Regions from separate parts of the Homo sapiens genome. Here region 1 is linked to region 2. Evidence: chromatin contacts called from ENCODE Hi-C or POLR2A ChIA-PET data. All regions are on one chromosome and are shown on one strand. The core of a region is the stretch at or near the end of the contact, and the rest is flanking DNA. Distances in the headings are between cores, read along the strand shown.

Evidence for each region. A loop is a pair of places that touch in the nucleus more often than their neighbours do. ChIA-PET counts read pairs that join two places held with the same protein, here RNA polymerase II (POLR2A). Pooled maps may share reads with other maps.
Region 1: a loop to region 2 is called in a map of pancreas, with 6 times the contacts of the local background. The contact joins the enhancer-like site here to the promoter of NR3C1 in region 2. A Hi-C loop is called at or near these places in 41 of 168 maps with a recorded cell type or tissue (CD14-positive monocyte, Caco-2, HCT116 and 25 more), 26 of 37 single-sample maps with no recorded cell type and 36 of 50 pooled maps. POLR2A ChIA-PET finds 5 or more read pairs at or near these places in 8 of 52 experiments (A549, HEK293T, MCF 10A and 5 more).

Annotation. Positions count from the first base shown.
Region 1 is chr5:143,101,012-143,103,887 of GRCh38, reverse strand. All of the region lies in intron 17 of ARHGAP26 (Rho GTPase activating protein 26), which reads right to left. Among named protein-coding and RNA genes, the nearest start is that of ARHGAP26-IT1, 90 kb to the left of the region's middle. Within about 2 kb of position 1,302, at least 3 of the 41 ENCODE cell types and tissues checked have a DNase peak (open chromatin) inside an H3K27ac peak, as active enhancers do.
Region 2 is chr5:143,402,397-143,405,252 of GRCh38, reverse strand. NR3C1 (nuclear receptor subfamily 3 group C member 1) reads left to right here and starts at 1,567. Exons shown (of 9, transcript NM_000176.3): 1 at 1,567-2,042. It overlaps LOC128966704, which reads left to right. Exons shown (of 2, transcript XM_054328421.1): 2 at 337-587. The coding sequence ends at 367. RefSeq lists enhancers at 372-511, 552-621, 1-666 and silencers at 672-1,941, 2,182-2,261, 2,472-2,571.

The sequences.
Region 1 (2,876 bases), core at 53-2,552, 300 kb after region 2:
TATACATGTGCCATGGTCGTTTGCTGCACCCATCAACCCGTCATCTACATTAGGTATTTCTCCCAAGGTTATCCTCCTCTTCCCCCTACCCCCTGTTAGGTCCCGGTGTATGCTGTGCCCCTCCCTGTGCCCATATGTTCTCACTGTTCAACTCCCACTTACGAGTGAGAACATGCAGTGTTTGGTTTTCTGTTCCTTCTCTTAGTTTGCTGAGAATGGTTTCCAGCTTCATCCATGTCCCTGCAAAGGACATGAACTTATTCTTTTTTATGGCTTCATAGTATTCCATGGTGTATATGTGCCACATTTTTTTTTTTATCCAGTCTAACATTCATGGGCATTTGGGTTGGTTCCAAGTCTTTGCTATTGTGAACAGTGCTGCAATAAACATACGTGTGCATGTGTCTTTACAGTAGAATGATTTATAATCCTTTGGGTATATACCCAGTAATGGGATTGCTGGGTCAGATGGTATTTCTAGCTCTGGATCCTTGAAGAATTGCCACACTGTCTTCCACAATGGTTGAACTAATTTACACTCCCACCAACAGTGTAAAATCGTTCCTATTTCTCCACATCCTCTCCAGCATCTGTTGTTTCCTGACTTTTAAAAGTTTCATTTCTTTGAAGAGTAATGATATTGAACTTTTTCCCATGTCTACTGATCCAGTGACTTTTAAGGTCCCAGGCACAATTAGTCTGCAGCAAAGCAAATCAAAAGAACAGGTAAAGAAGACGACATACCAGGCAAGGATGGCACCTTAGTTCTACATTTTAAAAATTTAATAAAGCTCTACACCTATTAAGGTATCCTTGTGTTTATAATCCATATATCTTTCACAAATTTTCATGGGGAAGAAAAATAGTTGGGAGATGTCAGATCCCCCCTGTGAAGCTGGGCAGACTCCACCAGACTCCACCATGGCACTTGGGAGGCATTATATAAACGTTTGTGGCTACCACAGAGACCAAAAATGGATTGTGCTGCCTCTTCCCTGGTCTATTTCATAGAGGCACTGGGATGCTGTAAGGACAAAGCAAGCAAGGGAGGTGAAAAAAGTACTGAAAATTATCAAGGGCTGTACAAAGCACAATGATAAGGAGAAGGAGGAGGAGAACTAATTTAAACAGAAGTTTCAAAGAGGCAGGATTGGAGTATATGCAGAGAACGTTATTAGTGAAGAATGCTTTGGTAAGAAAGCAAGCTTTCTCCTCTGGTATTTCATGAGCTGTGCAATGAAAGAGTCTCTGTCTCCCTAGAGCCCGGATGGGCGACGCAACAGGCACAGGGGTGTAACCAGGCCACAAAGTCCCAAACGCCAACTTTTAATTGTGTGACCGGCATGGGTCCAGCAGTGATTAGCAGAACCAAGCACTGTTGCTCAAGCTTTATGAGGATCAGCATTCTGAGTTAGGGGAGGAAAAAGATTGCCTCTGATAAGAACTTGTTCTAGGAGAGTCAAACAAGCACCCCTTTTCTGCATGTTTGGGGCCGACACTGAGGTCTTTAATGAAGGGAAACCTCTGAAAGAAATGGAGGTGGCATTTCTAGGAAGACCTGCCAGGGGAGACTCACACTCTGGTACTTGCTAGTGGAACAGACTGAAGTTTATCAGGAGGGAGCCCCAGGCCTGGAAGGCAGGAAGTGAAGAGAAGAGGGAGGGATATCTGGGCTGGAGCAGAGCAGTCTCCCCAGCCAGGCGCGCACTGTACGGGTTCTCTGTGAGATGTAGAGAGGGTCCCTTACTCACGGTCCTGCTGTCTATATCACTCAGAAACAAAACCACCACCAACCTACCCAGTTCCACTTACCACATAGTTTTGAATCATGGAAAAGGCTAGTAATTACTACAAAAAAAACATGCTGCAGGCTCCTGGGGCTCCTGGCTATTGTTTCATGTTCTCCAGACTCCAGTTCTATCAGCGCCACCACAGCCCCTAAGGAAAATAGAACCTGTTGCCATAGTAGCTGCTTCCCCCTTTTTAAGGAAGGCACACTCTAAGCCATTATGGAAGAAAAAAAAAAAAAAAGCTTTTATGTCATATGACGAACTTTCCCTTCTCCAGCTTCTCTCCCTATCTTGTCCAGTTAAATTTTGTGTAGAACATGCAGCAGAAATTGAAATGTCGACATTTCCATTAAGCAATGACAAAAAAATTAATCCAGTTCCCAGAGAGAGGGAGGTAGGAAGCAATTGTTCAAGGCAACAGTGTGTGTGTCTGTTTCAGGGAAATTAAAAAAAAAAAAGAAGGGAAAAGTAATTAAAGAAAGATATTACCTGAAGAGCATTATATCTGACAAACACCAAAGCACTGCCTGGTTGGATGTTAAGGAAAGGAGAGGGAAAAAAATCAGAAATGGTGACACCTGATGAGAAGGAGTCACCCCCAAAGAGCTAAGAAAACAATCACCTTTTGTTAATAAAAACCAAAGGAAAGAGTGAGGACTGTATGAAGGCCCAGGAAAGACACATTTAAGGCCCACTCCCTGAGCAGAAATAGAAGGTGTATGGGGCCACAACCCTACATCAAGAGACCTGTTGGTCCCCAGCACTGAAAGTGAAACAAAAAATTATGAGAAAGAGAAATGACACACTCGAACCAGAGTAATTTTCTGTTTTGCCCTCATCTCTAAAAATGCATCCTTCCTGCCAGACTCATTCTCATTCCTTCCTAACTCTCTTGCAATGATCCAAGAGAGAGGTGTTCTGGCATATGACGCATTCTCAGTGATGCTTCTCAAGTGAAGAATGGCTTCAGAACTCTTTGGTTTTTTGTTTGTTTGTTTGTTTTTTGAGATAGAGTCTTGCTTTGTTGCCCAGGCTGGAGTGTAGTGACACAATGTTTGTTCACTGCAACCTCCGCCTCCCAGGTTC
Region 2 (2,856 bases), core at 318-2,817:
GCGATGTCACCTGTGGGGGCGCAAAAGTTACCTCCCCAAACCCTAAACCCACACAGCACAACCTTTCCCAGAGTCACAAAAATCATAATCTGTGCCGCACAAGGTAGGAGGCTCGGTCCCGGCATCGTCCAAGCCTTCCCGACGCGGCGAGCTGGGGAAGGGAGCTGGGGCGGGGGCTTCCCGCACGGGCACCCCTCGCCCCACGGCCCTCTCCTTTCTCAGGACGGACCACGAGTTCCCTTCCCCTTGGACTGAGGGGGAAGCTCCTAACAGGAACATCTGTAGGGAGTTGAACGCTGGCATTTTAAAGCTGCCTGTATTTTGTTTTATTTGTAGGGGCAGGGGTCCTATGAACGTGATAGGGTGAGCAACGCACAGAGTCGAGGGCAGCAAATGTCAAGATTCGGGGGTGGGGCCTGCACCGGGAACTTGGACGCGGGCCCTGGCCGGGGTGGAAGAAGAGGTCAGGAGTTTCGGAAGGGGGGCTATATTTCGCCAGCAACTTACTATTTCGCCTGCAACTTGCTTTTAAGCCTGCCGCCCCCTGCTTTCCTTAATCATAATAATAAAAAAAAAGTGCAAAGAAATCCAGCTCGCTGGAGGTTTTGCATTTGGCGTGCAACTTCCTTCGAGTGTGAGCACATTGGGCGGGAGGGGTGGGGGTTGAACTTGGCAGGCGGCGCCTCCTTCTGCCGCCGCCGCCGCCTCGCAGACTCGGGGAAGAGGGTGGGGGACGGTCGGGGCGCGGGGGAGGGTGGGTTCTGCTTTGCAACTTCTCTCCCAGTGCGAGAGCGCGGCGGCGGCAGCTGAAGACCCGGCCGCCCAGATGATGCGGTGGTGGGGGACCTGCCGGCACGCGACTCCCCCCGGGCCCAAAGTACGTATGCGCCGACCCCCGCTATCCCGTCCCTTCCCTGAAGCCTCCCCAGAGGGCGTGTCAGGCCGCCCGGCCCCGAGCGCGGCCGAGACGCTGCGGCACCGTTTCCGTGCAACCCCGTAGCCCCTTTCGAAGTGACACACTTCACGCAACTCGGCCCGGCGGCGGCGGCGCGGGCCACTCACGCAGCTCAGCCGCGGGAGGCGCCCCGGCTCTTGTGGCCCGCCCGCTGTCACCCGCAGGGGCACTGGCGGCGCTTGCCGCCAAGGGGCAGAGCGAGCTCCCGAGTGGGTCTGGAGCCGCGGAGCTGGGCGGGGGCGGGAAGGAGGTAGCGAGAAAAGAAACTGGAGAAACTCGGTGGCCCTCTTAACGCCGCCCCAGAGAGACCAGGTCGGCCCCCGCCGCTGCCGCCGCCACCCTTTTTCCTGGGGAGTTGGGGGCGGGGGGCGAAGCGCGGCGCACCGGGCGGGGCGGCCACGCCAGGGGACGCGGGCGTGCAGGCGCCGTCGGGGCCGGGGTGGCGGGGCCCGCGCGGAGGGCGTGGGGGCAGGGACCGCGGGCGCCCCTGCAGTTGCCAAGCGTCACCAACAGGTTGCATCGTTCCCCGCGGCCGCCGCGCGGCCCCTCGGGCGGGGAGCGGCCGGGGGTGGAGTGGGAGCGCGTGTGTGCGAGTGTGTGCGCGCCGTGGCGCCGCCTCCACCCGCTCCCCGCTCGGTCCCGCTCGCTCGCCCAGGCCGGGCTGCCCTTTCGCGTGTCCGCGCTCTCTTCCCTCCGCCGCCGCCTCCTCCATTTTGCGAGCTCGTGTCTGTGACGGGAGCCCGAGTCACCGCCTGCCCGTCGGGGACGGATTCTGTGGGTGGAAGGAGACGCCGCAGCCGGAGCGGCCGAAGCAGCTGGGACCGGGACGGGGCACGCGCGCCCGGAACCTCGACCCGCGGAGCCCGGCGCGGGGCGGAGGGCTGGCTTGTCAGCTGGGCAATGGGAGACTTTCTTAAATAGGGGCTCTCCCCCCACCCATGGAGAAAGGGGCGGCTGTTTACTTCCTTTTTTTAGAAAAAAAAAATATATTTCCCTCCTGCTCCTTCTGCGTTCACAAGCTAAGTTGTTTATCTCGGCTGCGGCGGGAACTGCGGACGGTGGCGGGCGAGCGGCTCCTCTGCCAGAGGTAAGAAGCGAGGCGGGAGGGGGCCGGGGCGCGCTCGCTCCCCCGAGGTGCCGCTGGGACCGGAGACAACTCGGGGGCCGCCGCGGGAGCCTACAAACTTTTATTAGCCTCGGGGAGTGGGGGTGGGGGGCTGGCAAGGGCCGGGCGACGGTGACGAAAGGGCAGCGCGCGGGTGACAGCGCTGGCCTCTTCCTCTCCCTCCGCAGGCGTCCCCTGGCCGGGCCGAGGGGGAGGAACCTGACCTCGGACGGCGAGCGGAGCCCTGTCGAACTGCCGGGGGCTTCGAGCCTCTCATTCCTCGCGGGAATCCTGGCCTCTTTTCTCCCCCTAGTGTCCCCTTTCCCTCCAAGGGGGTCGCCCGACACCCGTTTTCGTGGTGAACGCTAAGCCGCGTCTGAATTTTACTCGCCCGAATATTTGCACGCCACCCCGGCGCGCCCGAGCGCGAGCCCGGGCTCCGGGGAGGCCCCGGCGGCGCCTGGCTTGAGGAGGGCGTGCGGGGCGCGTGAGGGTGCACACGCGGGGGGCTGACAGCCCGCAACTTGGAGACTGCGGCCGGGGCCGGCGTTATCTGTTAGAAGTGGGCGTGTCGGAGAGAGAACTCAACAGGTCTGGACGTACTTCTCTTTTAACCTCGCACTTTTTTCTCTTCTCCACCCCCGCCCCGCAAGGGCTTGCTCTTTAGCGTTTGTTGTTAATTCGCGCCTGAGGTTTCTAAGTGGCCCCTTTTAGAAAAAGACCCCCTGTAACCGTAATGGTTTTGTGCTGCGATTTTTACAAGTGCTAGTTTGACGTTTGGGGTTGCAGACTTGAT